4 separate regions of the Mus musculus genome follow, and all the other regions are linked to region 1. A link is a loop called in an ENCODE intact Hi-C map of the cell type or tissue named here. Cell type or tissue: heart. All regions are shown on one strand. Region 1 has its middle 16 kb from the start of Mir30a. Region 2 has its middle 47 kb from the start of Gm29506. Region 3 has its middle 33 kb from the start of Mir30c-2. Region 4 has its middle 33 kb from the start of Gm29506.

Region 1 (2,500 bases):
AAACTTTTCAGTAGAAACCAGTGATACAGAAACCAACGCCATAAACACAAACGCCTGCCCTGGTTTATGCTCTCCTTTGCATAATAAATACTTCACGCTTCTCCAAAATGCCTGGAGAAGGGCTTGCTGGGGGCACCTGCCACTTCACCCTCAGGATTGGTTCTGTCCTGGCCCTAGGACTTCAAGGACTTCGAACAGGGTATCTAGACCAGTCTTAAGAATTGCAAATAAAGTAATGGATACCTTATTTTGCACTCTGGAAGGATCGGTGTGTTTAAGCCACCCGACTTAAAAGTTACTTCTGAGAAAGGCTGAAGGGTGAGTCCCGGGTGCATATAAATATATCCCGGCCTACCATTTCACAACTCCCGCACCACAACGAGGCTTGGAGAAAAAAGAAAAGAAAAGAAAAAAAAAAATCTCCATCGGAGACACATTTCAAAGCTACAAGACTCGAGCGGCTGTCGCCTCCGAGATCACCCACGAGGTGATCTAAGCGGTTAAATCATTGGTCCAAGGTCAAGCAGAGCCAGTCGCAAGCAGCGCAGCTCTGCGACCTTCTAACCTCTCCACCCCGCCCCCGCCAGGCCCCGGACAGCCTTCGCCCCCGAGAGGTTCCCACGGATACCGTCCCCGCGTCAGCGGCACGCCAGCGCCTCTCGCCCGACCGCACTTGTATTTGTTCTCCCCGCCCGCTCCAAAAAAAAGTATTAAAGGCTCTCCTCACGCCTCGGGCCGCGCAGGCGCTCGAGCTCGCGGGCCCCGTCCCGAAGCCGGCTCCCCAAAGCCGCGGCCCGGCTCGGCCCAGCCTGAGGAGAAGCCTCAAACTTTTCCCGGCTCGCACGTCGCGGAGTCCGGCCCGCCGCATTGTCTCCGCGGCCTGAGCGCTGCGGGCCCGGGCGAGCCTCCCCGCACCGCCGCCGCGCTCTTTGTGTGTGTGTGTGTATGTGTGTGTGTGTGTGTGTGTGTGTGTGTGTGCGCGCGCGTGTGTGAATGTGTGTGTCTGTGTGTGCGTGTGTGTGGTGGCCGCGGCTGACAGGACAGTGGAGGGCTGGGCGCGCCCGCAGCTCCGTCCCCGCCCGCCAAGGACTGCGGCGAGCTCTTCTTGCCCGGGGCGCTCGCGGGGCACGAGCAGCCAGCCGCGGGCCCGCCGCCCTCACCACCCGCGCCGCCCGCCGCGCTCCCTACCTCCGCAGCCCGCCGCGCAGCCCCGCTCCCGCGCCTCAGCCCGGCTCAGCGGCCCGGCGCGCTCGCTCAAGAACCCGGGGGGAACGCGCCCCGCCCCCTCGGCTGGCGCCGTCCAATGAGCTCAGCCCGTGGGGAGGCGGGGCCGTCCAATCAGATGTCCGGACGCCCGGCAAGTCGGCCAATAGGAAGCGACTCCGGCTACACACCCGCCCTGATCCTCGAAGAGCGAACCGCTCAGAGCCCAGAGGTGGGACCTGATCCTGCCGCCCAGAGCAAGTCCAGTCGGGCCGGGCAGCGTCGCGAGGGAGTAGGCCTGGGCAGGTCTGGAGCCTGACTGCCCTCATTGTAGGCAGGTGACGTGTGCTTGTGAGGTTCAGCAAGATCTCCGCCCTCAAACCCAGACTGCTCTCATGCAAGAGAGCTGCACACATAGGTTGGAACATTATTAATCAACGTTATTAATTTTTAAAGTTAAGTAAGGCGTCTCGCATTAGAAAACGGAATGCATAAGCAGACAGCACTCAAATTGCTTTTTCTGCGGTCTTGGACATCTGTGTTCTTAAAGAATTAGCCAGAGCACCAGGTATCTCAAACCTGCTAGTTTCTGTTCTAATAAAAATCCAGACCATTAGTGGCATATATGATTTTTCTTTTCCTAAAGGAAAATTGCATTTAGGACTTAAAAAGTGAACCTTATTGTTATGTTGCTGTTTTGAGATGGGGCCTTTCTGTGTAATTCAATCTGCTTTAACCCAATATCCTCTTCCCTCAGCCTCCTGAGTGCTGGCATCAAAAGCTCATCACAGTATCCAGTTGAGAATCTTATTTCTAAAACAAAGTCGCACAAACTATATTCAGTGAGACTTGAGTGAAATACCTGAATAGAAGCGTATAGATACAGAGGATATATTTGTAAGATATCTCTGGCTACCTATAAAAGGCATTAGTTTAAGATGGCGGTCAAAGTCGCACTACATAGAAGCAGCATAGATGTTTGCTTATTTTCTATAGCTAGTACGTGCTTGCTGTGAAAACCCACCAGGACCAAGTCAACTTTCAGGAGGATTACTTTGGGCTCGCAGTTCCACTTGGGATAAGAGTTCATGATGACAGAGTTGGGGGCCGGGGTAGCAGGTGGCAGGAACAGAAGCTGAGGACTCAGATCTTAAGCCCCAAGCGGGAAGGAAAGAAAGGCAACTCAAAACAGCAAGGAACGCTGTGTTCTTAAAGCCAGCTTCCAGAGAAATACCTCCTCCAATAGGGCCACACTTCCTAAGCCTCCCCAAACAGCATTACTAACTATGGAATGAGG
Region 2 (2,500 bases), 68 kb after region 1:
TGTTTCTCAAACAGAGAGGAACTAAAACGGCCTCCCAGTCCCTGGATTCTGAAGACAATAATTCAAGCACCTTTCTCTGAATTTCTTCTTTGTGCTGAGCTCTGAGCAGAGCTCACGGTCATATAACCTGTGATACAGGGTTGGCAATTTATAAGTAAATCTGTAACACAGATCACCCATGACTTGACCAAGGTCTCCTCGGAACAGCAGAGCAGCAGACTTTGAACCCAGGTGAATTTACTTCAGAGCCTGGATTTTAAATCTTGTGTTCTATCACATTGTGGAGCAAAGATCTTGTGACTTCAGTATGTGATTAAAGTTTGTCTTGTGTCACACCTTAAAAGGAACAATAATGCCTGGTGAGCAGGATGCCTGGTGAGCCCACCAGTGCCTTTAATAATTGCACAGGGAGGCAGAGGCAAGCTGACCTCTCTGTGAGTCTGCTGCCCACTAGGCTGCATAGTGAGATCCCATTTCAAAACAGAGCAAAACAAAGGACACCAAAAATATAATTAATAAATAAAATTCAAGAAAAAGAAGAGGTGTAAATTAACAATACATTTGATTTAACCAATTATTTCTAAATGTTACATTTTGATAATTATTTTCACTATATTGATTTATTTTGTGGTCTTTTTTCATACGTAGCCTTGAAACTGATGTGTAGGTGTCTTAGTCAGTGTTTCTATTCATGCACAAACATCATGACCAAGAAGCAAGTTGGGGAGGAAAGGGTTTATTCACCTTACATTTCCACATTGCTGTTCATCATCACTAAAGGAAGTCAGGACTCGAACTCAAGCAGGTCAGGAAGCAGGAGCTGATGCAGAGGCCATGGAGGGATGTTCCTTACTGGCTTGCTTCCCCTGGCTTGCTCAGCTTGCTTTCTTATAGAACCCAGGACTACCAGCCCAGGGATGGCACCACCCACAATGGACCCCCCTCCAACCCCTTGATCATTAGTTGAGAAAATGCCTTACAGCTGGATTTCATGGAGGCATTTCGTCACCTGAAGCTTTTTTCTCTGATAACTCCCGCTTGTCTCAAGTTGACACACAAAACCAGCCAGTACAGTAGATAATGCTGCTTCATGTCTCAAACACTAGCCTGAATTGTGTCTGGGGGCCTTCATGCCAGGAAGCACGTAAGCACTGATTAGCTCAAGTTACGAGGTTTTGTATTTGTATTTCTTAAAAGTCTTTGTCTTTTTTCCTTTTTAATCTTCAAGAAATTTACGGCCCACAAATATTAAAAGTGAAAGTAAGTATGGAGAAAAAAAAAAAAAGGGGGAGAGAAAAAGCCAAACAAACAGAAGTAATGTTGCCATTGTCTGGGTCTCTGTAATAAAGCCGAGTCTTCTCCAGGGCCTCCTGTCAGACTTGAGTCCAGCTGCATGCCCATGTAAGAACATAAGGTTCATTTACCATGCTTCCCCCTTGGCCAAGCAGAGACCTAAAAATAAACTCTTAAGCTCTTGGGGCTGACCTAAGGCTATATAAATATCCATTTGCAGTTGTTACTGTAGCAAAAATCCAGTGTCCCAAGTCATTTAGTTGTAAAATCTTTAAAAAACCAACCCCTGCACCTCCCCCCCCACAACACTTCCCTCCTCCAAATCAAACACAAACCCAGCAGTGAGGACAGGAGGAAGTAGCCTTAGAGATCTCTGATGTTTTCCCACAAGAGGACAAGAAGGGACGCCTTCCGTGGAGAATTCCTTCATCCTTTTTCTCCTTGTTGCTGATTGAAATAATGATTAGTGTGTGCAAAATCACTCCCCTACTAAAGTCTCCATGTATAAACTCTGGAGAGCTTGGGTCTGAAAGTAAAGTATTATCGCCACATTTGGAAACTCCCTGTGAGAGACTCAGTGCTGTAACCAGTAACCAGTGCCCCTGTTGAACCATAGCCAATGTGTGCTCAACACAGGCATGGGGGTGGGGGACAGAGAGAGGTCGATGGAGAGGGCACGCTGTGGTAATGTATTTAATTTATTCCATTAGAGTAAAGGTAGACTTTACACTCACAGTTTTGAAGGGAAATGTTGCATTATTTTCTAATATGATGAACATTTTTTTCCCAGAAAACCCAATTTTATTTCTTTTTTTCTTCTTTTATTAGATATTTTCTTTTATCAGATATTTTCTTTATTTACATTTCAAATGTTATCTTCTTTCCCGGTGCCCCCCCACCTCCCAGAAACCCCCTATCCCATACTCCCCCCTGCTTCTATGAGGGTGCTCCCCCTAACCTCCCACCTCCTACCCTCAAATTCCCCTTCACTGGGGCATGAAGCCTTCACAGGACCAAGGGCCTTTTCTCCCATTGATGCCTAACAACGCTATCCTCTGGTACATATGCGACTGGAACCATGGGTCCCTCCATGTGTACTCCTTGGTTGGTGGTTTAGTCCCTGGGAGCTTGTGGGGCTCTAGTTGGTTGATACTGTTCCTCCTATGGGGTTGCAAACCCCTACAGCTCCTTCAGTCCTTTCTCTAAC
Region 3 (2,500 bases), 68 kb before region 1:
TTAGATTTAATTGTCTATTACCTTACTTGGCGTGTTCTCTCTCACATTTTCATTTTCAACTTTAAGTTTTAAGTTAAAATACAATTACATCATTTCAACTTCCCTCTTGTCTTTCTGGCCTTCCCTGTGTCTCCTCTTTGCTCCCTCTCCCCCACAAATTCATGGCCTTATTTTTCTTTAATTATTATCGTTACATATATGCATAAATATATAAACACAACCTCAGGAGTCCATTTAGTGTTCCTTGTGTATATATAAAACTAGGATAAATTTGTACGTAGCACAAGGAAGCCGTTGTGCCACAAAATGACTTATGAGCAGAATGACAAGGATGGTAATAAAGACGATTCTAGAGGAAACTAAATATTGCATAATCCATAGGCCAACTGTTAGGAGTGTCAACCAATATAGAAGAAGCATACACTGTCACTTACCACTACTTCTTAGGCAGTGAGAACATTCGCTTTATGTCTAGAAAGCCTAGATAAGGTGAATGTTTTGGTGCGTTTTTGTCAACTTCATGAAAATGTAGGTACACTTACAAGGAGGGAATCTATTCTATTGGATTATCGGTTCTATTGGATTGGCCTGTGGGACATTTCCTTGATTGCTTCCTAGTGGTATAGAATGTCTCAGTCTGTTATGCGAGTTGGCATTCCTAGGTAGGTGGGACAAGGCTGTATCATAAAGGTAGCCCAACAAACCAGAGGAGCAGGGCAGTAAGCATCCAGCGGCTTCTGCTTCCAGCTCTCGTCTGGAGCTACAGCCTTGGTTTGCCCTGACGGTAGGTCACAAACTACAAGCCAAATAAAACCTTCCACTCACAAGTTGTTTTTTGCCTAGCATTTTATTAAAGCAAGACAAAGCAACGACTACTGATTTAAGTCAGAAACATTTAGTATGTCAGGCCATTTCAAACTGAATGTGAGTTTTTTTGTTTATTTGCTTAAATGAAATATTCTCGATATGATGGAGCCTCAATTTGTAGCCCACAGAATGGTTTTGATTTTTCTTCTGCAGGGCAGTCTTTTTCCTTATAGGCTGACTAAACAAAGATGCTTCAGTTAACCCAAGACAGCTTTGCTTTGTTCACAGCAAGCAGAGATTTTTATTTTATTTTATTTTATTTTATTTTATTTTATTTTATTTTATTTTATTTTATTTTATTTTATTTTATTTTATTTTATTTTATTTTATTTTTACATTTTTGTTTAAGCTTCTCATGTAGTCCAAACTGCATCCGTTATTTTGCCGATTTACAAAAGATTTTGGAACAATTTATTTTCTTAGAGAACCAAAGTGCCCTCTACTGTTTATTTTCGGTCATTACAGCCGAATATCTGGTAACATTTTAGATGCTCTTTAGAAATAAAAGCAATAACGAAAATATGTTTGAAGAAGCATTCCTGTCCTGTTTCAGTCATCAAAATGTGCTTTTGAAACCACCAGCCAGTATCTATATACTTAAAATAAGCCATGGAGTTGTACAAATAAGAAACCTTGTGAATTCAATTCAAATTGGGTCTAATATGTCAGTAACTTAAATGCTTCAAAGGTCACAGAACACGCATTGCCTCATCTGTCTTTATGTAATGTTATACCATCTTGGGGTGGGTGGATGGATATTTAAACCTTTTAAAAATAAAAGCCAGCGAAATACTTACAGCAGTAGGCACACTGATATTTTTGGGGTGGTTTGTACTTTAAGAGAAGCAGCCGGGCGTGGTGGCGCACGCCTTTAATCCCAGCAATTGGGAGGCAGAGGCAGGCGAATTTCTGAGTTCGAGGCCAGCCTGGTCTACAGAGTGAGTTCCAGGATAGCCAGGGCTATACAGAGAAACCCTGTCTCGAAAAACAAAAAATCAAAAAAGAAAAAAAGAAACAGCTTCCGTATAATTTGCCTCAAGTTATGGTGGAAATGTTTATAGGAACTAGAATTAAAAACCAAAAGAAACGTTCGAAATACTGATTTACTTTGGTAGCAAACAGTGTCCTTTGCAGAATCCCCAATGGAGATGAGCGCCATTAAAGAGACTGGGGATAGTTCTACCACTCAATACTTCACATAAGGATTCTTTTTTGAAAGAGCCAGGCATCTGTACCTGCTGACAGCGATGCAAACAACCCAAAAGAGAATGAAGTGGCTTTAGGAAAAGATTCATCTTAATTCTATTCAAATTACTTTCAGTCAATATTCCAGCGACATTGTTTTCCCAGTCCAGTATCCGGTCTCCTCAGCGCTGCGCTGGGGAGCCAGCCCACTGAGGTTATGCGGAAGTTGGGAGTGGAACTGCTCACAACTTCGCTCCCATTATGCGTCTCTTGTTACATATTCTCTCAGATGTGTGCACTGCGGGGTGTTTGTACTTGGGGATTATATACGGGATTTTTCGATGTGACAGCTAACTGCATCTTTAATAGTCACAGACAAAAGAAATGATGAAATTTCCTTGAAAATTACAATGTTAAATTTGGAGGCAGCTTCAGTGAGTTTTATTGG
Region 4 (2,500 bases), 54 kb after region 1:
AGGGCCTGGGGCTGTCTGGCAGCTTAGACTGCAAGCATCTCATAGCATTTCAATGATGGGGCTGAAGTTAAAAATGCGTATTACTTCTGTAGACTAGTATACTTATACAGTAGGGCAGTTTACAACTACCCTAACTCAAGCTCCAGGCCTCAATGACCCAGGCCTCAGCAGGCACCTGCATTCACATGTATGCAGCATTTCCAACATACAAGTAACCTTTAAAAAAGGGTAAAATTGAAAAAGAATTGCTAAGAAGTTGAGTTGAATGGTGTTAGTGACTTTTTGATTCACAGTTTGCCAACTACAAAGAGAAATTTCATAAAACAGTCATGTGTGTTCCTTAAGAACACTGCAACTTAATTGAAGGAACAAGAGAGACTTAAGCCATGGTCTTCTGCTGTATTTTTGAATAGGACACTACCATTTAACTTCAAGGACCAAGCAGAACATGCTACTTACAGTAAGACCCACGTAACCCCTAACCCTTTCCAGTTTTCCTTTAGAATGAGTGGGTCAAGACAAATCAGTAATTACCATGAATGAAAATTTAAGTGTTTCTAAACTGGAATCGAAGGAATCCCCACTAATTTAATTCATAATGTTTATCCCTAGTAAACAGCATGTTTCAGTTATGAAAGATATTTTTTCTGTATGTGTCTCTACTTTCTGTAAGGGAGAGATGAGTTATGACTAGAGTTGGCTCTGTTCTACCCTGTATCAACCCCTACTTGTGATTGCTTGGTATAGCTCTGCTTTGTCAGAGTGGCAGACAAGTGGCCTACAGGAATGAGGAAAACTGATGTATGAAGTGAGGAAGGAAAGTTTTAAAACAAAGCAATTTCACTAATAAAATGCTCAAGTAGTCTGGAGTAATTTGGGTACTTGGTGAATCATTGCTTAGCAATTCATGAACACTGTGGGTGCTTGGAATTCAATTCCATTGTCCTCTATCTGAATTGCTTTGAAAAAAGGGGGGGGGGGAATCACATGGGAAGGAAAGGAAGTTTTGACTTTCACATGCCTGTTATTGCTAAGGAAACCACTTCCTCCGGCATTCACATATTAAGTGTGTCTCTGCTTCTGGCTTCCATTCAAATTACATCTTGGTGCTGCCTTAAGGAACGAACAAGGGTGGGGAGTATTTTAAAAACTTTACTCAACTCTGTTCAAAGAACAAAAAAGAGGGGGCTTTTCAGATGCCCTTTCTTTTCTGAAGTTCTCTAGGTATCCTTGGATGGAGCCTCTCAGACCTAACAGGATGTCTGAGATTTGAGGGAAGTGGCCTGTGATCTGCCAGTAAACAGATGAGATCGGAGTGCAGCGTTGTTGTATTTTCTGACTGGCAATGGCTCTGAACTATCTCCTAGTTCTTGCTGCAGACAAAGAAACAGGAGATGAATTACCATGTTCTGGGACTGAGTGTTCCTTTCTAATTCAAACTGCAATAAGAAATAAAAATGATTAGACATCCAGGGTGTAGATTATATAACTTGCTTCCTCTTTTTTTTCCCTTTTTGGTTTGTTTTGTCTTTTAAAGGGAAAATGAATAAAATAGAGGGATATTTAAAAGACTGAGCAAGCACATCAAGAGCCTTCTTACACACTGGACTGGATTCTGATCTGAAGTGACAATTTTTACACAGTAGGTCTCTACTTGATGTTATTTTTACTTTTTATCTGTATTTCTATTTTTAACCCAAACAGAAAGAGAGAGAGAGAAAGTATGTGTGTGTGTGCGTGTGTGTGTGTGTGTGTGTGTGTGTGTGTGTGTGTGTGTGGGTGGGTGTGGGTGTGGGTGGGTGTATATGATGTATTCACGTGTGTGCACGTGCGCACACACATGCTGGGGAGATGGTTTAATCTACCAAGCTTACTACAAGAATGAGGACCCAAGTTTAATCCTCAGCTCCCACATGTATACATCTATAAACCCAGAGGTTAAGGAGGTAGAGACAGAAGGCTCCTCAGATGTCACCAGGGATTCTATTGCTGAATCAATGAGTTCCAGGTTCAGTGAAAAACCCTGTCTTAAAAAAATCAGATGGAGAGGCAAGCAGGATGGTATACGTGCTAATGGAACTTGTCACAAAAACCTGATGGCCTGAGGTTTGTCCTTGGAATACAGAGCAGAAAGCAAAAACCAACAACCAAATGTTTTCCCCTGACCTCTATGTGGCTAGTTGTTATATGTACTCATGCATGCACAAGCACAAGCATAATAAATTACATAATTTAAAGTAATATGGTGACAGAGTGACTGAAGAATGGTATATAATGTAAACCTCCAGCCTCCACACACACATGCATACGTACACACGCAAGAAGAATCTCATATAAATTACCTCTTGATCCACTGTAGAAACCCAACAAATTCTAAACTTCTCTGCTGCCAAAAATAGGACACACGCCAGTTTTGTTAGAGGTGCCTAGTTCTCTAATGTCTAGGCTCAATGGTTTGTCTTCTACGTCTGTGTTTTTGAAGTTGCTCATGAATTTTAGA

Evidence for each region. A loop is a pair of places that touch in the nucleus more often than their neighbours do. Peaks named below come from ENCODE experiments on the same cell type or tissue, not always from the same donor. Only the 100,000 strongest peaks of a DNase experiment are listed, where the experiment ranks them.
Region 2: it touches region 1 in a loop (6-fold over the local background); 5 of 42 quality-filtered maps call a loop at or near these places.
Region 3: it touches region 1 in a loop (2.7-fold over the local background); 3 of 42 quality-filtered maps call a loop at or near these places.
Region 4: a loop joins it to region 1, with 6 times the contacts of the local background. A loop is called at or near these places in 6 of 42 quality-filtered maps.

The regions. Positions count from the first base shown.
Region 1 is chr1:23,255,009-23,257,508 of GRCm38, reverse strand. No RefSeq gene overlaps it. Among named protein-coding and RNA genes, the nearest start is that of Mir30a, 16 kb to the left of the region's middle. In heart, a CTCF peak has its summit at 1,453; DNase peaks (open chromatin) are centred at 668 and 1,408; H3K4me3 peaks cover 1,807 bases; H3K27ac peaks cover 2,090 bases.
Region 2 is chr1:23,187,028-23,189,527 of GRCm38, reverse strand. No RefSeq gene overlaps it. Among named protein-coding and RNA genes, the nearest start is that of Gm29506, 47 kb to the left of the region's middle. In heart, no CTCF peak of the experiment used is centred here; a DNase peak (open chromatin) is centred at 1,527; H3K27ac peaks cover 1,707 bases.
Region 3 is chr1:23,323,242-23,325,741 of GRCm38, reverse strand. No RefSeq gene overlaps it. Among named protein-coding and RNA genes, the nearest start is that of Mir30c-2, 33 kb to the right of the region's middle. In heart, a CTCF peak has its summit at 1,316 (motif pointing left); no DNase peak of the experiment used is centred here.
Region 4 is chr1:23,201,466-23,203,965 of GRCm38, reverse strand. No RefSeq gene overlaps it. Among named protein-coding and RNA genes, the nearest start is that of Gm29506, 33 kb to the left of the region's middle. In heart, no CTCF peak of the experiment used is centred here; a DNase peak (open chromatin) is centred at 1,295; H3K27ac peaks cover 1,359 bases.